3 separate regions of the Homo sapiens genome follow, and all the other regions are linked to region 1. Evidence: chromatin loops called from intact Hi-C (ENCODE). Cell type or tissue: endothelial cell of umbilical vein. All regions are shown on one strand.

The links. Peaks named below come from ENCODE experiments on the same cell type or tissue, not always from the same donor. Only the 100,000 strongest peaks of a DNase experiment are listed, where the experiment ranks them.
Region 2: a loop joins it to region 1, with 4 times the contacts of the local background. A loop is called at or near these places in 8 of 110 quality-filtered maps.
Region 3: it touches region 1 in a loop (21-fold over the local background); 3 of 110 quality-filtered maps call a loop at or near these places.

The regions. Positions count from the first base shown.
Region 1 is chr5:65,739,152-65,747,151 of GRCh38, forward strand. All of the region lies in intron 1 of NLN (neurolysin), which reads left to right. Among named protein-coding and RNA genes, the nearest start is that of NLN, 21 kb to the left of the region's middle. In endothelial cell of umbilical vein, a CTCF peak has its summit at 3,568 (motif pointing right); a DNase peak (open chromatin) is centred at 3,620; H3K27ac peaks cover 711 bases.
Region 2 is chr5:66,170,865-66,178,864 of GRCh38, forward strand. It overlaps SREK1 (splicing regulatory glutamic acid and lysine rich protein 1), which reads left to right. Exons shown (of 12, transcript NM_001077199.3): 9 at 1-83; 10 at 4,082-4,177; 11 at 6,650-6,794; 12 at 7,855-8,000. Among named protein-coding and RNA genes, the nearest start is that of SREK1, 31 kb to the left of the region's middle. In endothelial cell of umbilical vein, a CTCF peak has its summit at 3,679; DNase peaks (open chromatin) are centred at 637 and 3,667.
Region 3 is chr5:66,219,833-66,227,832 of GRCh38, forward strand. It overlaps LOC124901219 (U2 spliceosomal RNA), which reads right to left and starts at 6,092; the gene lies at 5,902-6,092. RefSeq lists enhancers at 2,811-3,312, 3,313-3,812. In endothelial cell of umbilical vein, a CTCF peak has its summit at 4,007 (motif pointing left); no DNase peak of the experiment used is centred here; H3K27me3 peaks cover 389 bases.

The sequences.
Region 1 (8,000 bases):
CTATGCCTCCCAAAGTGCTGGGATTACAGACATGAGCCACCATGCCTGGCCAATTCTACTTTCTATAGTACTTCTATGAGATCAACTTTTTTACATTCCACATATGAGTGAGATCATGCAGTATGTGTCTTTCTGTTGCTGGCTTATTTCAGTTAACACTTTCCACCAGGTTCATCCATGTTGTCACAAATGACAGAATTTCCTTTTTTATGGCTGAATAATATTTCATTGTGTATGTATACCACATTTTCTATATCCATTTGTCAGCTGATGGACACAAGTTGATTCTATGTCTTGTCTATTGTGAATAATATATAGCAAACATGAGAGTGTGGATATCTCTTCCATATTGATTTCATTTTTTAAAGATATATTCCCAGTAGTGGGATTGTTGGATTGTATAGTAGTTCTATGTTTAATATTTTGAGAAACCTCCATACTGTTTTCCATAATGGCTGTATGAATTCATATTCCTACTAACAGTGTGTGCGGGTTCCCTTTTCTCCACCAAAGACTTGCTATCTTTGGTCTTTTCCATAATAGCTATTTTAACAGGTGTGAGATGATGTTTCATTGTGGTTTTAATTTGCATTTCCCTAATGTTGATGTTGAGCATTTTTTTCATATACCTGTTTGCCATTTATATGTTGCTTTTGAGAAATGTCTGTTTGAGTCCTTTGCCCATTTTTTATTGGGGTTGTTTTCTTGCTATTGAATTTATTGAGTTACTTGTATATTTTGGATATTAATCCCTTATGAGATGTATATTTTGCAAATATTTCCTCCCATTCTATAGGTTGTCTCTTCATTCTGTTTATTGTTTCCTTTGCTGTGCTTATTAGTTTGATGTAATCCCATTTGTCCACTTTTGCTTTTGTTGACTCTGCTTGTGGGGTCATATCCAAAAAATCATTGCCCACACTAGTGTTATGGAGCTTTTCCCATATATTTTCTGTCTTAGTTCATTTTCTGTTGCCATAATTGAATGCCTGAGGCTAGGTAATTTATAAAGAAAAGAAATTTATTATTTACGGTTCTGGAAGCTGGGAAGTGCAAGGTCGAGGGTCTTCTGCATCTGGTGAGGGCCTTCTCAGTGTGTCATAACATGGTGGAGGACATAACGCGGTGAGTGAGGCACACTGAGAACAAAACTGGCTCCTATGACAGATCTACTCTTCTGATAACTAACCCACTCCTGTTCTTCCCCATTAATTCACCCACTAATTCATGAATGGATTAATCCACTTATGAAGGCAAAGCCCTCATGACCCAATCATCTCTTAACAGCTTCACCTCTTAATACTGTTAAACTGAGGATTCAGTTTCAAAATGAGTTTCAAAGGGAACAAGCATTCAAACCATAACCATTTTCTGCTAGTAGTTTCACAGTTTAGGATCTTACATTTATGTCTTTAATCCATTTTCAGTTGATTTTTGTATATGGGATGAGATGAGGGTCTAATTTCATTCGACTGCATGTGAATCTCCAGTTTTCCCAACACCGTTCCCTGAAGAGACTGTCTTTTCGTGTGTTCCTGGCATCTTCGTCCAAAATCGGTTGGCCATAAATGTGTGGATTTATTTCTGGGCTTTCTAGGCTGTTCCATCAGCTATGTGTCTGTTTTATGCCAGTACCATGCTGTTTGGTTACTATAGCTTTGTTATATATATATATTTTATATATACGTATATTATATATATATAATATATACGTAATTCTTTTTTTTTTTTTTTTTTCTTGAGATGGAGTCTCGCTCTGTTGCCTAGGCTGGTGTGCAGTGGCGTGATCTTGGCTCACTGCAGCCTCTGCCTCCCTGGTTCAAGCGATTCTCCTGCTTCAGCCACCTGAGTAAGTAACTGGGATTACAGGTGTACACCAGCACACCCAGCTAATTTTGTATTTTTAGTACAGGGTTTCACCAGTTGGCCAGGTTGGTCTCAAACTCCTGACCTCAAGTGATCAGCCTGCCTTGGCCTTCCAAAGTGCTGGGATTACAGGTGTGAGCCACCATGCCTGGCCTTTGTAATAAGTTTTGAAGTGAGGTAGTATGATACCTCCAGCTTTATTCTTTTTACTCAAAATTGCTTTGGTTATTTGGAACCTTTTGTGGTTTCATACAAGTTTTGAGATTGTTTTTCTATTTCTGTGAAGAATGTCATTGGTATTTTGATAGGGATTGCATTCAATCTGTAGATCACTTTGTGAAATTTTTTTTTCAAAAACATAATCATAATACCATTGTCACACGTAAAAATAATTAACACTTATTTTTGACTGAACCAGTCTTAACAAGAAGCATACTAGCTATTAGCCAGGCCTCAGATGAGAGGATCTAGGCATCATCATTCACACAACAAAATATTTATGTGTAAATGACACACACTAACAAGCCTAAGTATTAAATAATGTACTGAAAGAGGAGAGTCTCTCTCCTGAGTAATTTACTAAGGACTTCAATTGTGAAAAGTATGCCCCAAACACCAATTAAGTGTGCCAAAAGCAATTTATTCATGTTTCTAGAGAAAAATAAAAGGGGAATATCTGAGTTGTGGTTTTCCATGTATGTGGATAGTCGCATTAGTAATGAATCAAGGAACACTTTATTTCATTTGTGAAGCAGCACTTGATTTTATATGCTCTGTGGTCTCAGTTGGCTTTACATAAGCCAGGGATAGGATTTAAGAAAAGAAATCTCTTCAAGTTCATGTATAATCAATTTATTTAGAACCTATAATCATTAAGTTAGCTGTGTCATATACAAAATTAGAAGAAAATTAACCAATTATCTTTTGTTACTTATTTTTTAGAACCTGAGATTTTTGTTCAACTTTGTAATGTGAACCTTTTCTGAAAGCTCTATTTGTCAGTGGCAGAAATATTACAAATATTTCTAGCATCATACAGTTTTTCATATGCCCTTAAGTAGTTTCTAACATTTTAACATTTTTATTCATATCTCTTAAAAAAGAAAATTTTGAAGAGTTCCTTTTCATTTATTTACAATGAAATTTGGAAACAAAAACTTATTACATTACAAAATCTAAAATAAAGTTACCTTTTTTAAAAAAATGGATCATAAACATTTTGTAAAAAGAGTTGAAAATAATCATTGTTCTTAAGTCTTACTGCTAGAGGAAGTTGTACACATTAAGGATGTATGTGGCACTGTTTCCAAAATAAATGTATATTTATGCTACATAAGACCAAGATTAGACCATTGAAGTTGTAATGATCATTCTAGTTCTCAAATTCAAATGCAATTTTTTTCAATACAAAAAAGAGACTGTACAATGAAGGAAAACTCATAATGCTTTTGACTTTACCAGATGCTAGAGGCTACTCAAAATAAAGGCCAGAATGTCTCCATATTTAGCGTAGTTCTTCTCTATACTCAACATACTTGTAGCTGAGTTCATGGTGTACATTTTTCGTGAATGGTTGTTTATAGGATGTTTATATATTATCTTGGCAAGATAACTTTGAAAGCCCACTGTTTTCCTAGCATTTTTCTATGGTTGCTAAACAATTTCTGCCCAATCTAAAAAATTACTTTCCTATACCAGCAGGTGGAGGCAAGAGCAGTCGAATTGTAGCACTTTGCTTTTCAAGTGTACTGGCATGTATTGTAGATTATCTATCCATGACTCAAAGTCTCTTTATGACGTGTCTCTCACATAATTACTTTTCTTCAACAACTCTGTTGTTGTTTTAGCATCTTCTTTTGATTGCTTTATTATTTGCTTTATTTACTTGGTGTCTGGGACTGAACTTAGTGGTCATTTTAGGACAGACTAATTTAGATTTTCATCACTTTCCTATACTCATTGATTGAACAGTTAAAACATATATGTTATATGCTGAACACATTCTTCCACATTTGCCAAGAAATACAAAAATGACTAAGACATGGACCACATTCCCAAAGAGCTTACATTCTAGTAGAATTACAAGGAAAAATGTCTTCAATTCCTCTCCTGACTTGGGGAAGCAGATCAGTCAGCCTTGCTGGTATAGCTATGGCTAGCATTGGGTAGTAATAAAGCTCAGTATTCACGTGGATTTTAATTCCATCAACAAATATTTACTAAGCACCAGGGACTACATTGGGGATTAATTTATAAACATAGGCTTTTTGTCTTACAGATAAAAAAGGCCAAAACAATCTTCAAAAGAAGTATCATTTATTTTTAAACTTCTTAATACAGATTATATAGAACAAATAGTTAACCGACATATAGATCCTGATGCATTGCATTTAAGGAACTTTCAGTTAGAAGTAACTGTGTGTAACATTTTCTAGAATATACTTAGAAAACTTTCCACAAATCCTGGTTGAAATAAAATAAAAGTATGTTACTCTACATCAATTCCATTAGCTGTTTATTTGTAGCCAATAATGATAAAAAATATATACAAACAGTATGAAAGAGGAGAACTGAGTTCTAAGGTTATGTCTGTATGTGCAGAATGAGAGATGGAGAAGAAACTCATAGTTATGGAAAACAGAAAAGAATGGCCCCAGAATTTCTTGCAAGACTTAGCAGCCACCAATATTCAGAACTGTCTTTAAGCCCCAACCTGTCCATCATCTTAATACATTGTGCATCAGAAATTTCCAACCCAATTAAACCATTTTTGTTTCCTTCATTGGTTTATTTATGAAAGTCACTAAAAAGACACAAATCTGGTCTAACCTATTTTAGCCTTACCTCTTATCCCTCCACATCCCATTAAACCCGTGTACCCACCTTACCTCATAGAGCTATCTTGAAAGACTCAGCCAGTTTAGAAGTTACATCCTCATTGAAGTCTTTCCTAGATTCCCCAAGGCAGAGTCACACACACTGTCCTCTTCATTCTCCATTGCCTTATTTATATAGAATTTGTTACCTGATATTCTGTTATTTCATTATTATTTTTAGAGACAGGGTCTTACTCTGTTACCCAGGCTGGAGTGCAGTGACACAATTGTGGCTCACTGTAGCCTGACCTCCTGGGATCAAGTGAGCGTCCCAAGTAGCTGGGACTATAGATGAGGTCTCACCACGTTGCCTAGGCTGGTCTTGAACTTCTGGGCTCAAGTGATCCTTTCTCTTTGGCTTCCCAAATTGCTGGGATTACAGGCGTGAGCCACCACACCCGGCCTGCTACCTGATACTCTAATGTCTCTTTCCGTATTTCTTCCTCACAAGTCTGTACTCTCCTGAAAGGTAATAACTTTGTCTTATTCATCTTTGTAACCTCAGTAAATATTTGCTGAAGGAATAACTGAATCAACTATTTCTTGAGAAGTCCTTTTATAATAAGCTTCTCTCTCCCCTTTTTTTTTTTTTTTTGCTGATGTCTGAATTATAGTCATAATTCCAGATGATAGATGATAGTAACAAGTCAATAAATCCTATCAATAGGGAATAAAGAACCAGCATTTATTGCATAGAGTGTTTTCTTAGGATACCTCAGCTGAGGCTGGGCACAGTGGCTCATGCCTGTAATCCCAGCACTTTGGGAGGCCGAGGCGGGTGGATCACCTGAGGTCAGGCGTTCAAGACCAGCCTGGCCAACATGGTGAAACCTTGTCTCGACTAAAAATACAAAAATTTGTATTCCAGCTACTCAAGGGGCCAAGGTGGGAGAATCACTTGAACCTGGGAGGTGGAGGTTACAGTGAGCCAAAATCATGCCATTGCACTCCAGTCTGGGTGAGAGAGCAAGACTTCGTTTCAAAAAAAAGAGAAAAGAAAAGAATGCCTCAGCTGAACCTTATCAATAAAAGATGTAGATTATTTGTTTGAGTACTTTAAGGAAGAATTTGCCATTTCCTGGGAGTACACTGTTTCCAAGTGATTTATTGATTACCTATGAACAGTTCATTAAAGGGCTCTGGAAAAAAATGAGACCTGGGTGCAGAGGGCAGCCATCCAGGTCTTCCATGTTTGAGTGGTTTTACTCTTTGAGAACAGGTGACTAAAAAGCTGCCCAAGTCTATGTGACCTGTTTTTCAGAGCTGGATGAAAGCTAAAGTGGGGCACTTCTCCACAGCCCCTGCAGCAATCTCTCAGGGAGTGGTATAGATAACAAGTCAGACATGTGATGTAAGCATGTATGCTTTAAGTCACCTTATTCTCTCCCCATTAAAAGCAAAGTACAAAATCAGAGAAGTGCAATTGGTGAGAAATTTGATGATTTCCTTTTCTGGGATGGGAGTTGCAGCATCAGTATAGGATAATAAAGAATAAGGGCCCTCAGATACTTTTCAGTTTATAAATAAAAATACAAAAGAATATGGGCTCTGGAGTCAGGCTTGGGTTTGAATCCCAGCTGCACAAATGCTATGTGACCTTGAGCAAGCTACTTCTCTGTAGCCAGTAAATTGGGTTGATAATATCTTCCTCTTGGCTTATTGGGAGGATTAAATAAGAACATGCATATAAACTCTTGGTGTAGTGTCTTGCAAAGGCCTGAGGAGAGCTTAACAGTTTGAGGGAGATGTGAAAGTAGTTCATTATGTCTGGAGCATAGATATGAGAGCAAAAGGATGGCACTGAGAAAGCCAGCATGGTAGTTAGGGCAGATTCAGAAGTAGTAGCTTGAACTTGATCCTGAAGTCACTGGGGAACCATGCCATTGAAAGGGAGTGTCATGATCAGATTTATGTTTTAGGATGATTACTCTGCAGGCAATCTGGAGAACAGATTAGAAAGCATCCAGAACCTCCCGGGTTTCTGATTTGGACAACTGAGTACATACTGGTGATCGTCCTTGAGATAAGAAATAAAGAAGGAGGACAGTTTTGGTTCTGGGGGCAAGGAAGATGAGCAATTTAATTTTAGACATACTGTATTAAGGTGACCATTGACATCCAAGTGGAGCTACCCAACAGGCAGTTGGTCATATGGGTCTAGAACTCAGGAGATTTGTGCTGGAGGTACAGATCTGGAAGTCTTTAGCTATAGGTGACATGTGTAGCCATACAAATGGAACAGGCATGGTGTGCAAGATGAAAAGAAAAGAGGCCATAGAACTGAATCCTGAAGAGCTCTAAGGAATCCTGAGAAGGGGCTAAAAACAAAAACAAAACCTAAAAAAAGACAACTGATGATAAAAATCATGAGGGAACAGCCAGAGACATCAAATGAAAAGAGGAATCATTATCACAAAAGCCCAAAGAGGGAAAAGTTCCCAAAAAAGAGGGAGTTAAAAACAGGAAAGAGTGGAAAACACTGTCATGTATCACAAAAAGTCAAGATGTAAATAGTGAAGAATGTCTGTTGCATTTAGTAGAAATCACTGGGGACCTTGGTGAGAGCAGTTTCCATTTTTTTATGAGACCAGGACCCAGATTGAAGTAGGGTGAAGAGTGTTTGGGACATAAGAACAAAAAGATAGTAGGGCTGGCTGGACCACTTTGAAAAGTCTTGAGGATGAAGGGAAAGGAAGAAATAGTGGTGTCTAGTGGGGGACCCAGGATCAAGGAAGTTTTTGTTTTTTTACTTAAGGTGGAGAAATGTAAATACTCCAGCACATGTGTGTATAAAGAGGCAGTACAAATGAGACATTTAACATTTTGCTGAGCCGGGCGCGGTGGCTCACGCCTGTAATCCCAGCACTTTGGGAGGCCGAGGCAGGCGGATCACAAGGTCAGGAGATCGAGACCATCCTGGCTAACACAGTGAAACCCCGTCTCTACTAAAAGTACAAAAAATTAGCCGGGCGTGGTGGTGGGCACCTGTAATCCCAGCTACTCGGGAGGCTGAGGCAGGAGAATGGCGTGAACCCAAGAGGCGGAGCTTGCAGTGAGCTGAGATCGTGCCACTGCACTCCAGCCTGGGTGACTGAGCGAGATTCTGTCTCAGAAAAAAAAAAAAAAAAAGATTTTGCTGAGAGAGATGATGTTTCATGGGTGATGTCTCTGGAAGAGATTGGATAGGACCCAAGCACAGAGCAAGAAATTGGCTTTAGGCAAGTCAGATTTGTCTTATACTAGTTAGGAGTAAAGAGA
Region 2 (8,000 bases), 430 kb after region 1:
GATGAAAAAAGAAAGAAGGATAAAAAATCCAGAACACCACCCAGGAGTTACAATGCATCGCGAAGATCTCGTAGTTCCAGCAGGTTTGATAATGCTTAAAATTTTTACAAAGGGATTTGCTGATGACAATTGGAAACAAAATTTTTTACGGAGGGAGAAAAGGTTACTGTACGCAAGTGGAACCTGTAAAGTAATATAAGAACATTTTCTCCTAATTTCAGAGTAAACATTTCTCTAGCAGAGTGGGGAAAGAGATGATACTGGGCAACATTATTTGAAGAGTTTTAGCTATTCTTTGTAACCACTATTTTAATAGAATAATAATAATTGTTATTTTCTTAGAGGGTGGGATGGCAGGGAAAGGTACTTTTTTTAAAAAGCACATTAAGAATTTGCGTCTTAGGCTTTTTCCTGAACTTTTTTTGAATGGTGTGATTAATTTTAATATGTAAAATGATTGCTGAAGTTGCAGTGTTAGCCCTCTTTGTCACCTAAGTTAATTTTTATCCTTATTTTGTTAAGTGCATAACATTTAAATTTTGGTCGTGTTTTATTTTGTCAGTTTTAAGGGTTAGAGTTTTTCCTTAGGACCGTGATTTCAGTTTATTAATAGCTTTACTACCACCAGGTGGCAGCAAGTTGCCATAGTAACAGCTGTACAATGAGAACAACTTTTGAGATTTAAGATTATCTAAACCCACATCCTTTACTTCAGATGATACCATGACTGTAAATGGAAGTTCCTAACTTATACTACACTATCTTAAAAATACTAAATATATATATTAGCAAATTTTTGAAGATTTTTAAAGATGGTTTTTTAATAGAAAATAATTTGAGATAAAGGAATATATGTTTCCCATTTTTAAAACTTGTGCTTTAGTAGTTTATTTTTAATACCAGCCTTTGACTAGATAATAAAAGATAATCGTAGACATTTATTGTGCACTTTACTGTATGCCAGACATGATGTCAGTAGACTTTTTCATGTCTCACCTTATTTAATCCTCACAACAGGCCTGGGAGAAGATTATTATCATCACTGTTTTAAAACATGAGGAAGCTGACGCTCTGTATGAGAAGTATAGTAGCCCTTTTCCTTTATTTTAGAGATTAAGTTTGAGAATTCTCTAGTACTTGTACTTACTTTTAAAAACTACCTCAGAAGCATAAAGTTGAAAGCAGTAGTATATGTTAAAACAAGGCTCAAAATAAACAGATCACTGCTGGATTTCAGCACATTGAACCACAGATTGAAGAATTAATGTAACCTCCTTTGCTGTGGGTACTGGTTTGAGCCTTGTAACCACACCTTTACTGCAAAGTGATTTTATTGATTCTGTGTCACACATGCCTTTGTGTTTCTGTGATTGTTTAGACATTACCTTTCACAGCACCAAATACTATTTTCATTCCTTTTTAATAACGAATTTACTTTTTTTGATGACATGGGAATGTTTAACTTTTTCTCGGGCCATTTTAAGTTGTTTGGTGTAGAGGAAAGTTCAAGTGTTCACATTCATTCCTAAATATATATGTATATATTTTTTGAAACAGAGTCTTGCTCATCGCCCAGGCTGGAGTGCAGTGTCATGATCTTGACCCACTGCAACCTCCCCCTCCTCGGTTCACGTGATTCTTGTACCTCAGCCTCCCGAGTAGCTGGGATTACAGGTGTGCACCACCATGCCTGGCTAATTTTTGTATTTTTAGTAGAGATGGAGTTTCACCATATTGGCCAGGTTGATCTTGAACTCCTGGCCTCAAGTGATCTGCCCTCCTTGGCCTCCCAAAGTGCTGGGATTACAGGCATCAGTCACTGCACCTGGCTCAAATACATTCTTCAGTAACAACTGGGGCCTTGAGAATAAAAGATGACTGACATTAGTTTATAAAGGCAGCAGTTTGGAATGTTTCATGCTTTCAGAAGAGCTTGGTAAAGAGTTACAATTTCTTTGAATTTTTTTTTTTTTTTTTTTTTTTTTAGACAGAGTGTCACTTTGTCACCCAGGCTAGAATGCAGTGGCACAATATCTGCTCACTGCAACCTCTGCCTCCTGGGTTCAGCGATTCTCCTGCCTTAGCTTCCTGAGTAGCTGGAATTACAGGCGTGTGCCACCACACTCAACTGATTTTTGTATTTTATTTAATAGAGATGGGGTTTCACCATGTTGGCCAGGCTGGTCTCAAACTCCTGACCTCAGGTGATCCACCCGCCTCAGCCTCCCAAAGTGCTGGAATTACAGACGTGAGCCGCCACCGCCCCCAGCCAAGAGTTACAATTTCTTGTCTTTTAGCATTTTTCTGCTTTTCAAATGTTCTGATTTGTTTACTAAATGGAGAATATTTTAACTGTTCAAAAAATAGTTAATATTTTTATTTCTAACATTGTCTCCTAATTTATACTTTTAAAGAAAATGATATTAAATAATTTTTTAATGCTTAAATTTACTGTCATTAAAGGTGATACCAAGAAAGGGAAGGAAAAAACAATATTTATTGAGCACCTACTCTGTGTCACACTCTATGCTTTGCACATTACAGATTTTATCCTAAATCCTCAACAACCTAATAAAACTTGAATTATTAATTGTCTTTATTTTTCAGTTGAAAAACAGATTAGGTTAAGTAATATGATCCTGGTTGTATAGCTGGGTAAGGTGTATAACTCAAATTTAAGTCTAAATCTCACCAACTTTAGTTGTTAATACAATTTCTTTCTCAAGTAATTGTCTAGATTGCTGTCTATGGAGACTTTCCTCTCATTATCGTCAGCTAGTAGGTATTAGACATCCACTTGTACATAGTGCTTTCTGAACAAATAAGTAAAAGAATTACACTGATAAAGGCAGAGCGATTTTGTGTAATCTTAAAGTCTGGAATACGCTGACATTCACATGCTTTGAAAAAAGTATTTTTGGTTCTTAGGCTGAGCTGTTAAGAGAATGTCATTGATGTAATCAAATAATGTATCTAATTTCCACATTAGAAGTGTAATTGTGGAGTGTCTTGGGAATAAAAGTGGGTAATGGAGGAGAGAGTCTTAGGTAGAGGTAGAATTGAGTTGTGTTCTCAGAGTTCTTGAGCTTTGTATTTTAATACATATTATATATACCGTGTGAGCATTTTTTATTTTAGAAATGAAAAACTTAAATTATTTTATTAGTCTCTTAGAATCAGTTTCCTGAAATGGTAAGGATAACATGAATTCCAGAGGATTTGGTTTTTTAGCTATGTGGTCACTGATTATCAGAACTTGTGAGATAGATCATTGGGTATGTCCTCGTACCATATCCCTTAAATTATAGACCTAGTGAAGTTCATTGTTTCTGAGTTGAAGTAGTTTAGAATATGTATCATTTGCTAATCTGATAAGCAAAATGGTTTTTAATAATAATAACGTAATCTATTTTATAATTATTCCTGTCATATTTACTTTTCAGATTGTAACTGTTTTGCTTACATCTAAGCAACTTGTACACTAAATTTTAAATTAATAGAACAACAGTAATGAAATGATAGGAGGTTGGAGGGAAAAGCAATTTCTCTCTAAAATGATAGTAATGTAAATGCTTTTTAAGTAGACATTGTTGATAATTGGGTATAGAAAGTTCACATTTTACAAGCCAGTTTATGTTTCAGTTTTTGAAAAGGGCCTGTTACTTTGTTATAATCCACAGTGGGGCAGCAAGGAGCTAGATACATGACAAAGGATTTGATAAGCAAAACTTGTTTTAGCTGCTGAGAAAATACACTTGAGAGAAGCAGAAACGCCACGCCATTAATATTTTTTCTACTGAAGAAATTGTTCAAATAAACGAGGTGAAAAGGAGGAGGTCTTCTACTCTTCCTAATATGAAGTCTTAGATGATGTTTTCATCAGTCTGTAAAATTTATGGTTCATAATTTGACCCACTCTAAAGTTAGGTAATTGAACATGCTCATAAAGGACATAAGTTTAAACTGGCCTCTAAAGAATACTGTTCATATGAGAATATCAAGGACCCTTTTGCTTTTGTATATTTGAATTGCCGTTTATTTCAATTGCTGTTTTTAAAAATGATGTGTTTTTGATTTTCAGGGAAAGGCGTAGGAGGAGGAGCAGGAGTTCTTCCAGATCGCCAAGAACATCAAAAACCATAAAAAGGAAATCTTCTAGATCTCCGTCCCCCAGGAGGTAGGTTGGGAGCTTGTGCTAAAACTAAACAGGAGAAAGCAATAAATATTTTTTGAAATTTTAAATTTCTCTCTTTATTTTTTAAACTTTATATTTTGAATGAATAATACATATGCATTATTCAGAAATTAAAGATAAAAGTTATGTATCAGGAAGTCTTAATTTCCACTCTTGCCCATCTACACTGTTCCCAGAAGTAATGACTTCGTGAGGTTTTTTTGTATATGCTTCCAGTTTCATATACAGATAACAAGATGAGAATGTATCATTTTTTTCTAATACAAGAAGCAACACAGAATACACACTGTTGTGCCCTTGGTTTTGTCATTTAACTACCAGGAAGTCTTTTTGTCACTTAACTTACCAGGTCAGAGAGAGCTTCTTCAATTCCTTTTTATAATTGCGTAGGCTTCCGTTGTATGGCCATACCTTAGTTTTTTAACTAGGCTACAGTAGAAGGGGTTTTTTGAATTTTTTTTACCATAAATTATGTAATGCTGTAATGAATAGCTTTGGACTTAAGTTGTTTTTAGTGTGCATGTGTGTAGGAAAAATCTCAAGAAATGGCATTGTTAAGTTAGATAATAAGCATGTTTGTAATTTTTGAGAGATATTTCCTAATTATCCTCTATAAGAGTTGGCAGCAGTTTGCACTCTTAATTATGAGAGAAGTGACCACTTCATAGATTTGAAAGCCATTTGTATTTCTTTTTCTGCGAATTGTCTGTATACTCTGCCCATTTTCCTGTTGGCCTTTTTGTTTCCTTTTCTATTTCCAAGAACTCTTTTATATTAGGGAGCTTATTGTTTAGTGATGTGATTATAAATAACATTCTCAGTTTGCTGTTTCTTTTAAAAAATTGTTTGTGAGACTTGATTTTACAAAGGTTTTTCATTTTTAAAATAACTTTCTCTTTTTCTTTTATGACTTCTTATGTGAGTCAAAAACTGATAAAAGGCTTTTCCTATTCCAAGATTATGATAGAACTTTCCCATTGTTCCTTCTTGTACTTTTATGGTTTTATATTTTGCAGTTAAATCTCTGGTTAGAGTCTTATTCTTGTGTACAATATGGCAAATGGGTTCAGTTTTATTTTACAAATGCTTCCGTGTTGTTGCAGTACCATTTGTTAAAAACTCAATTTTTCTAACATTAGTTTGATATGTTGCCTTTGTCATGTGCTGTGTTTTTCTGTGTGTTTGGGTCTATTTCTGGGTCTTCTGTGCCCTTGGATTGGTTTGACTGGCCGTTCATGTGCCAGTGTCCCACCCTTTTAATTATTGAGATTATACCGTATTTTTAAGTATTTGGCAAGGCCTGTTCTCTATACCCCTCATTGCTTTTTTGAGTATAGTTAGCTTTCCTTTCAGTGGTTATTTTTCTGCTTGAACATGAGTCAGTTGTCTGCATTCCAGAAATAAAACCTATTGATGATTTGTGTTACAGTTGCATTCGATTTATAAATTAACTTAGGGAAAATTGATAAACAGGTTTATTAATAAAGATTCATGATGACAAGTCGTCTGTCCAGGAATATGGTGTATCTGATGAGATCGGGCATGCTCAGGGTGATATGGCTGTAGACAAGGAATGTGGTATATCTTATTAGGCCATCATTAGTGTTTTCAGAAATATTTCATCGTTTGTTTCATACAGGCTTTATGCATTTCTTAATTCCTAGAAATTTTTGTTGTTGTTGCTGTTGGAAATGAGGTATTTTCTTTCATTATGTTTAATTGGAGGTTAGGTTTGTACATAGGAAAGTTATTGATTTCTGTATATTTATTTTTTTAATCCCACTGCCTTACTAATTGGTTATGGTTTTTTAGGTGATTTTCTGTGATTTTCCAGCAGAGGGGTCTTTTGTTTATTTGCTTATAGGTTTTTGGCTTTTGTGAGAATAACGGAAGGCTTAGGATACTATAGATGCAGGCCATGTTTGTATTTTTGAAACAAATACTTTACCCAGGAAAGTCAAAACTTTTCTCTTATGAACTGAAATTAGACAAAAAGATACATTCAGAAAATGTCACTCCTGTCTCCATTCCATCTGCCTTGTTCCCATTCACCCTGTGTAATTGACCAATCATTTGATTGTCTTTCCTTTGTTTCTCTTTGCGAAATGAGGCGGATACATATTCATTTGGTTTTATTTTCTCCTTATTGCAGTACATAAACAAATATTGAATATTCGAAAACTATTAAATAGGCTATGCCAAATAGTGTTTTATGAGAACATATGGTGGCCTCTGCCAAAATGACTTGTGTATCCTTAAGAAACTAACTGGGGTAAGGGTGGGGTAGGTCAGGTTGTAGGGCTCATTTATGTTACTTTGCAAACCAGCTTACTGTTGATGCTTATTAACAATGCATTATTTTAGATATCCAGTGTTAGAAAAGGATATTTTGTCAAGAATATAATAGATCTTACAATTTCTTAGAATTTAACTGACATATCAATATTCTTATAGCAGAAATAAGAAGGATAAAAAGAGAGAAAAAGAAAGGGACCACATCAGTGAAAGAAGAGAGAGAGAACGTTCAACGTCTATGAGAAAGAGTTCTAATGATAGAGATGGGAAGGAGAAGTTGGAGAAGAACAGTACTTCACTTAAAGTAAGCAGCAGTCATTCGGTGTCTGGCACTTGAAATGGTTCTTTATTGCATACAAATGGTTTTAGACTGAAAGCTCTTTGGGGAACAGTGTCTTGTACATTGTTGGCATTTTATGGCATTTTAAAATATTTAAAATATTTAATTGGTAATTTAAAAAAACTAAATGTTGAAGAGATAAGAGCCAATTAAAACTAAAAAAACTAAGTTAAATCCTAACATGGCATGCAATAAGAAAAATTTAAGAAATCAACAGTAACAAATGTATTTGATTTTATGTAGATAGGATTTCTGCCTGATGCCATTTTCCTCAATTTATGTTTCAGCAAGTTTGAAAAGACTTTGTGTAGTTAACATTAGGTTTGTTGGGTTAGAATACCTAATGGAAAACCACATTCCACCAAGTGAGCTTTTTTGTCACTTGGATAAATACTTCAAGTAGTTGTGAATTAAGTTACTTACACTGGTAAAGTATATTTGTATTTGGAAATTATGAATTTTGGAACATCTATCTTATAGTTTTATGTACTGTAATACTGATAGACGATTATCATCATCATCAATAACATTGATAACATTTATTAAGCATTTACGATGTGCCGGGCACTGTTTGTTCTCATTTAACTCTTTTAAATTGAGGGTAGAAATTGGAGTGCTCTTGAACAGCCTTTTCCAGGAGGCATAGTGACTTCCTTTTCCACATTTCCTTATTTTTGCTGCATTGGTTTGCAGATTAAAAATCTATCCTGGCATCCTTGGAAATTATTTCACTCTTTCAATAGATCTGTCTCCGTTTTTCAAGTCTGTCAGCAACATTTATTGAGCACTTGCTTAAAATTTCTGTTCACCAATTCTAATTTAATTTCCATGGATTGTCCATCTTTTATGAGAACACAAAGGGGAAATTGATAGTGTTTGCATATTCATTTTGTGTGAAAACGTAATGAGAGAAAATCATACCCAGTTTTTTAAATTTGCAAAAGATAAAGTTTCACATTTTTGTCGTCATAGCAGGCAGTTCTTGAGGAAAATATTAAATGCATACCTTAATTACTCATTGTAGGAGAAAGAGCACAATAAAGAACCAGATTCAAGTGTGAGCAAAGAAGTAGATGACAAGGATGCACCAAGGACTGAGGAAAACAAAATACAGCACAATGGGAATTGTCAGCTGAATGAAGAAAACCTCTCTACCAAAACAGAAGCAGT
Region 3 (8,000 bases), 480 kb after region 1:
CTTTTCAAAAAACCATCCCCTGGATTCATTGATTTTTTGAAGTGTTTTTCATGTCTGTGTCTCCTTCAGTTCTGCTCTGAGCTTAGTTATTTCTTGTCTTCTGCTAGCATTTGAATTTGTTTGCTCTTGCTTCTCTAGTTCTTTTAATTGTGATGTTAGGGTGTTGATTTTAGATCTTTCCCACTTTCTCCTGTGGTCATTTAGTGCTATAAGTTTCCCTCTAAACACTGCTTTAGTTGTGTACCAGAGATTCTGGTACATTGTGTCTTTGTTCTCATTGGTTTCAAATAACTTATTTATTTCTGCCTTCATTTCGTTATGTACCCAGTAGTCATTCAGGAGCAGTTTGTTCAATTTCCATGTAGTTGTGCGGTTTTGAGTGAGTTTCTTAATCCTGAGTTTTAATTTGATTGCACTGTGGTCTGAGAGACTGCTTGTTATGATTTCCATTCTTCTGCATTTGCTGAGGAGTGTTTTACTTCCAATTATGTGGTCAATTTTAGAATAAGTGCGATGTGGTGCTGAGAAGAATGTATATTCTGTTGATTTGGGGTGAAGAGTTCTATAGCTCTCTATTAGGTCCTCTTGTTCCAGAGCTGACTTCAAGTCCTGAATATCCTTGTTAATTTTCTCTCTCGTTGATCTGTCTAATATTGACAATGGGGTGTTAAAGTCTCCCACTATTATTGTGTGGGAGTCTAAGTCTCTTTGTAGGTCTCTAAGAACTTGCTTTATGAATCTGGGTGCTCCTGTATTGGGTGCATATATATTTAGGATAGTTAGCTCTTCTTGTTGCATTGATCCCTTTACCATTATGTGATGGTGTTCTTTGTCTCTTTTGATCTTTGTTGGTTTAAAGTCTGTTTTATCAGAGACAAGGATTGCAACCCCTGCTTTTTTTTGCTTTCCATTTTCTTGGTAAATATTCCTCCATCCCTTTATTTTGAGCCTATGTGTGTCTTTGCACTTGAGATGGGTCTCCTGAATACAGCACACTGATGGGTCTTGACTCTTTATCCAATTTGCCAGTCTGTGTCTTTTAATTGGGGCATTTAGCCTGTTTACATTTAAGGTTAATATTGTTATGTGTGAATTTGATCCTGTCATCATGATGCTAGTTGGTTATTTTGCCCGTTAGTTGATGCAGTTTCTTATAGTGTTGATGGTCTTTACAATTTGGTATGTTTTTGCAGTGGCTGGTACTGGTTTTTCTTTTCCATATTTAGTGCTTCCTTCAGGAACTCTTGTAAGACAGGCCTGGTGGTGACAAAATCTCTCAGCATTTGTTTGTCTGTAAATAATTTTATTTCTCCTTTGCTTATGAAGCTCAGTTTGGCTGGATATGAAATTCTGGGTTGAAAATTCTTTTCTTTAAAAATGTTCAGTATTGGCCTCCATGCTTTTCTGGCTTTTAGGGTTTCTGCTAAGAGATCTGCTCTTAGTCTGATGGGCTTCACTTTGTGGGTAACCCGACCTTTCTCTCTGGCTGCTCTTAACATTTTTTTCTTCATTTCAACCTTGGTGAATCTGATGATTATGTGTCTTGGTCTTCTTGAGGAGTGTCTTTGTGGTGTTCTCTGTATTTCCTGAATTTGAATGTTGGCTTGTCTTGCTAGATTGGGGAAGTTCTCCCCTGGACAATATCCTGAAGAGTATTTTCCAACTTGGTTCCATTCTCCCCATCATTTTCAGATACACCAATCAAATGTAGGTTTGGTCTTTTCACATAGTCCCATATTTCTTGGAGGTTTTGTTCTTTCCTTTTTATTATTGTTTCTCTAATCATGACTTCATGCATTATTTCATTAAGTTGATCTTCAATCTCTGATATCCTTTCTTCCATTTGATTGATTTGGCTATTGATACTTGTGCATGCTTCACGAAGTTCTCGTGCTGTGTTTTTCAGCTCCATCAGGTCATTTATGTTCTTCTCTAAACTAGTTATTCTAGTTAGCAATTCATCTCATCTTTTTTCAAGGTTCTTAGCTTCCTTGCATTGGGTTAGAACATGCTCCTTTAGCTCGGAGGAGTTTGTTATTATCCACCTTCTGAAGCCTACTTCTGTCAACTTGTCAAACTCATTCTCCGTCCAGTTTTGTTCCCTTGCTGGCGAGGACTTGTGGTCCTTTGGAGGGGAAGAGGCATACTGATTTTGGAATTTCCAGCCTTTTTGCACTGGTTTTTCTTCATCTTCGTGGATTTATTGACCTTTGGTCTGATGTTGGTGACCTTGGGATGGGGTTTTTGTGTGGACATCCTTTTGGTTAATGTTGATACTATTCCTTTTTGTTTGTTAGTTTTCCTTCTAACATTCAGGCCCCTTCAGGCCCCTCTGCTGTAGGTCTGCTCGAGTTTGCTGGAGGTCCACTCCAGACCCTGTTTGCCTGAGTATCACCAGCGGAGGCTGCAGAACAGAAAAGATTGCTGCCTTTTCTTTCTTCTGGAAGCTTCATCCCAGAGGGGCACTCACCAGATGCCAGCTGGAGCTCTCCTGTATGAGATGTCTGTCGATCTCTGCTGGGAGGTGTCTCCCCATGAGGAGGCACATGGGTCAGGTACCTACTTGAGGAGGCAGTCTGTCCCTTAGCATAGCTCGAATGCTGTACTGGGAGATCTGCTGCTGTCTTCAGAGCCAGCAGGCAGGAACGTTTAAGTCTGCTAAAGCTGCGCCCACAGTCCCTGACTGGGGCTGCTGTGTTTCTTTCAGAAATGCCCTGCCCAGAGAGGAAGAATCTAGAGATGCAGTCTGGCTACAGCAGCTTTGCCGAGCTGCAGTGGGCTCCGCCCAGTCTGAACTTCTCAGTGGCTTTGCTTACACTGTGAGGGGAAAACCGCCTACTGAAGCCTCAGTAATGCCCTTCCCCCCACCAAGCTCAAGTGTCCCAGGTTGACTTCAGACTGCTGTGCTGGCAGTGAGAATTTCAAGCCAGTAGATCATAGCTTGCTGGGCTGCATGGGGGTGGGATCCTCTGAGCAAGATCACTTGGCTCCCTGGCTTCAGCACCCCCTTTCCAGGGGAGAGAACGGCTCTGTCTCACTGGTGTTCCAGGTGCTACTGGGGTATGAAAAAAACTCTGGCAGCTAGCTGGGTGTCTGCCCAAATGGCCACCCAGTTTTGTGCTTGAAACCCAGGGCCCTGGTGGTATAGGCACCCAAGGGAATCTCCTGGTCAGTGGGTTGTGAAGACCATGGGAAAAGCATAGTATCTGGGCCAGAATGCACAGTCCAAGCATAGTATCTGGGCTGGAATGCACAGTCCCTCATGGCACAGTCCCTCAGGGCTTCCCTTGGCTAGGGGAGGGAGTTCCCTGACCCCTTGTGCTTCCTGGGTGAGGCGATGCCCCACCCTGCTTTGGCTCGCTGTCCGTGGGCTGCACCCACTGTCTAACCCGTCCCAATGAGATGAACTGGGTACCTCAATTGGAAATGCAGAAATCACCTCCCTGCTGCACTGATCTTGCTGGGAGCTGTGGACTGAAGCTATTCCTATTTGGCCATTTTGCCAGCCAACCCCCACAATCTAATTATTTATTTATTATAAATGTAAAGAATGAATTTACTGGATCAAAGATTATTAACTTTTTTCTTTTTGCAGACATATATATGTGTATATATATGTATATATAAATGTATGATTTTTTCCTCATTATTAAAGCAGTGCTTGTTCATTACAGAACATTTAGAAAATAAAGATACATATAAAGGAGAAGAATATCCCCCTGTGGCAGAGAAGGCTCACTTTACTGTTCACCAAACGTCTTGTTCTTTTTTCCATAATTAGTCTGGGGATAGATTTTGCAGTCCCTACCTCTCACCCACTGCATCTACATGTGACCAATGATGTGTAAACAGGTCACTTTCAAGCCAAGACTTTGAAGTTACTAGTGTACTTTCCTCAAGATGTTTTTCTGTCTGCTGGAAGGAAGCAGTTGATAATTAGGCTCTAGGGGATGTGAGGAACCAGGAGATGGAAGGAGTCTGGATCCCTTAATCACTGCATGGACGAGTGCCCCCTGCTGACTAGGACCGCTGGGTTTCACTGTCACATAAAACTGTTGGGTTGTCACTGGTATCTGGTGATTAATCTTTTAGAAAGAATCATTGTTAACATTTTGGCGTATTTTTTCTCAGTTTTTTCCTGTGCACTTTTTTCTCTTTAGATCGTGGAATAAAATTCTTTAAGGCTATTAATGTGTATTACCAAAATGCTTTTCAAAAATGCTGCTTTAATTTATACTCAAGCAATACTATATGCGAGAATGGCTTGGTCAGCATTGCTTGTTTATAGTTGCTGCATTCTTACAAATATTCTTATAACAGCCTACTTACAAAACCCCTCTAAAATATGTGACAATCTTCTAGATACCTTATTTCTCTTATCAAACTGTAAAGTTTTTGAGATTCGATGTTTGAATGTCCTTCACTATCATAATAGCTTAATCCATATTTGTTAAATGACTTTTAAGCCCAATGTTCAGAATGTTTACCGAAATCTATCTGAACATTGACATAATATAGTCCAGCAAACATTGTGGGCTAATTAGTGTATTTTCAGAACCAATATTTTTTTTTGTCATCCTTTCGAGTTGACATTTAAAGGCTTGCCATGGGTTACATCATTTTAGAGTCAGAGCATTACGCAGTGCTCTGAGCTCATCTGGCTTCCCAGCCTCCAGGGTCACCTCTGCTCTATCCTGTTCCCATTCATTGTTCACTTAATTATTCAACAAATATTTTTTCAGCACCTGATATGTGTCATCACCTAGGTTATGGCTGTGAACAAAACAAAGATTCCTTTCTCCATGGAGCTTACATTTTAGAGGGGGAGATGGATATTAAATAATAAACACAATAAGCAAATTTAGATATTGTATTAGTCTGTTCTTGCTATAAAAGAATACCTAAGTTTGGGATAATTTATAAAAAACAGTGGTTTATTTTGGCTTACGGTTCTGCAGGCTCTACCGAAAGCATGGTGCTGGCATCTGCTCTTGATGAGGGCCTCAGGAAGCTTCCAATCATGGTGGAAGGTGAAGGGGAAGCAGGCACCACATGGCGAGAGTGGGAGCAAGAGTTGGGGGAGGTGTCACACTCTTTTAAACAACCAGATGTTGCATGAACTCAGAGGGAGAACTCAGCACCAAGCCATTCATGAAGGATCCGTCCCCATGACCCAAACCCCTCCCACCAAGCCGCACTCCAACACTGGCGATTACTTTTCAGCTTGAGATTTGGAGGGGACAAACACCCAAACTATATCAGACATGTTAGAAGATATGGAAGAAAAGAGGAAAAGCAGGGTAAGAGGGAGGTTGCAGTTTAAAATACAATTGTGTTAGGGTAAACCTCATCAAGACAGTGACATTTAGGCAAAGACTTGAAGGAGGTAAGGGATATCAAAGAGACAAATCATTCCAAACAAAGCAAACGGTGTGTGAAAAGCCTGAGGCAGGACTGGGTTGGTGTGTTCAGGGAGTGGCAGAGAGGAGGCACTGTGTCTGCCTCAGGGTGAGGGAGGGAGGTCAGGCCCAGGGTGTGAGGCAGTGGAGCACGGGAAGGGGCATTCTAGGGCTTTGGCTCTTGCTCTGAGTGAAATGGGAAGGAGAGGAGTGACATGACCTGATTTAAGTGACATGCTGAGTGCTGTGTTGAGATTAGGCTACAGACAGGCAAGAAGAAAAGCAGAGGCCCAAATGGAAGCCTATTTCAAAATCCAGAAGAGACAACCATGGCTTGGATCAGAATGGTAACAGTGTCTACAGGGAAAGAAGCAGGAGTTTGGATGTATTTGGAATATAGAGTCCATAGGATTTCCCAATAGACTAGATATGGGGGTGGGGGTGGTAAAGGTCTCTACAGTATGGGTAGAGAGACCTTTCTGAAATGTAAGTCTAAATTGTAAATGGCTGAATACCTTGCAATAGCTCCCTTTCATTCACCATGAATAAATGTCAAACAAAACAAATAATTGACAATGTATAATGTAGCCCCATAATGTAGCCCACGACTGGTCTTCTCTCTCACTTTCTTGCATTTTAAACTGATAGGAACATATACTACACTTGGTCTTAGCTAAAAGGCTGAGAAGTGGTGCCTTCTTGCATTTTCTACACCAGCCACAACCAACCACTGACTTCTCACTTTCCATCTCCACACCTTCTACAACGCAGCTCAGGCATTTTTGTTTCCCCCCTGGAAAGTCTTTCCCAACTTTTGGTGTATTAGTTTCCTGTGGCCACTATTACAAATGACCACAAACTTGATGGCTTAAAACACAGGAATGAATTTGGTCACAGGACTGAAGGCCAGAGTCCAAAGTCAGAATGTAGTTCAGGCTGCACACCCTCAGAAGGTTCTGGAGGAGAATCCCTTTCTTGACTGTTTCAGCTTCTGGTGGCTGCCGGCATTCCTTGGTTTGTGGCTGCATCACTCTGATCTCTGCCTCTGTCTTCTCATGGCCGTTTCTACTGTGTGTCTGTATCAAATCTCCCTCTTTCTCTCTCATATAAGGACACTTATGATTGGATTTAGGGCCCATCAGGATAATCTCCTCATGCCAATATCCTTAGCTTAATCACATCTGCAAAGACCCCTTTTCCTTATAAGGTAACATTTACAGGTTCCAGGGATTAGGACCTGATCTGTGGGTGGCCTGAGTCAGCTTGCTATACTTGTTAGAGGCCTTATATCCCCAGCCATAGCACTTGCACACTCAGTTGTAATGACCTATTTCTGAGCATGTGTACACACACAGATATTCCTACTTCTCAAGGTTTCTTAAGGCCAAGGATTACATCTTATGAATAATCACTGCTTTCCCCACCCCAGCAGTTTCTAGGTCACAGCTGATGGTCAGGACACATTGATTGGGTGAATGAATGAAGATTCATGAAGCAGAGTTTGTAACTGCTATGTACTGTTGGGACTTCATAATTTTATGAAAATGAGATCAGGATTGGATTCCTCAGATATCTGCACAGTGGCTTTTCTTTGTTTCTTTCCTTTTCTTTTCATGTCCAGCTGTTGCATTAGAACACCCTTATTAAATGAACCTGTTCCATCTAGGTTTTGGGCCCAGTTATAGTCCTTGATAAACATAGCAATAGTTGGATAAAAGAAGAATACATATTTTCCTTTCACTGGTATATAAAACCTAGAATGCAGAACATTTGTGTTGGCTCTGGGTGCTAAGAAAGTTGATCATGCTGCCTATTGGAAACATAAGATCTCTAAGGGTTATAGGTGGGGAGCAGGGTATCCTGATAATAGTCCTTCCTTTGTTACATGGGTGGTCATGATACTGTGTCAGGAGGTGGGTGGGACTGCCAGGGAGGTACTTGGGAAGTGACTATGACTTTGGCTTATTTGTATACTCTGCCTATTTGGGTTAGGATTTAGCTGGGGCACTGTTTGGCTTAACATGGTGGGACACCATGAGGGACACATAGGTCAATATAATCTCCCAAGATTCTACTTACCAAATGGTTTCTGATTTTATTGCCATTGCCCTAGGGCTTAGTCATACGTGGCTACAAGAAGAGTAGGTCTGGTGGCTGAAAAGCAAATCAGTGTTGTGCTTTTGCAGTGGATTCTGTCTGTCCAGAAAAGGCACACTATTTAATTTCTCATCTTGGAAATTTTCTTCCTATGTTCCCATCATTTTCTTCCTATGTTCCTTTGATTATTGTGAGCCATGTTTGCAGATAGCAGTGACCTACTTTGCTACATTTTTGTAAATCACATTTATTATCAACCTTGATAGGGGGCCAGACGTACTCAAACATTACACTGGTTAAAATCACATGTGCTTTCAGACGCCTATGGGGCAAACTGTGGCACATTTAAAAATTCTTCAGCAAAGTCTGGATAAATGAAATGATAAATCCCCCCTGCTGTTATAGAAATGCAATGATTTATATTAATAGTCTGCCTTAATGCAGAGTCCTCTTGAATGAGTTCTATCTTTTTATTTATATCCTCCTTCCTTGTACTCTAGCAGC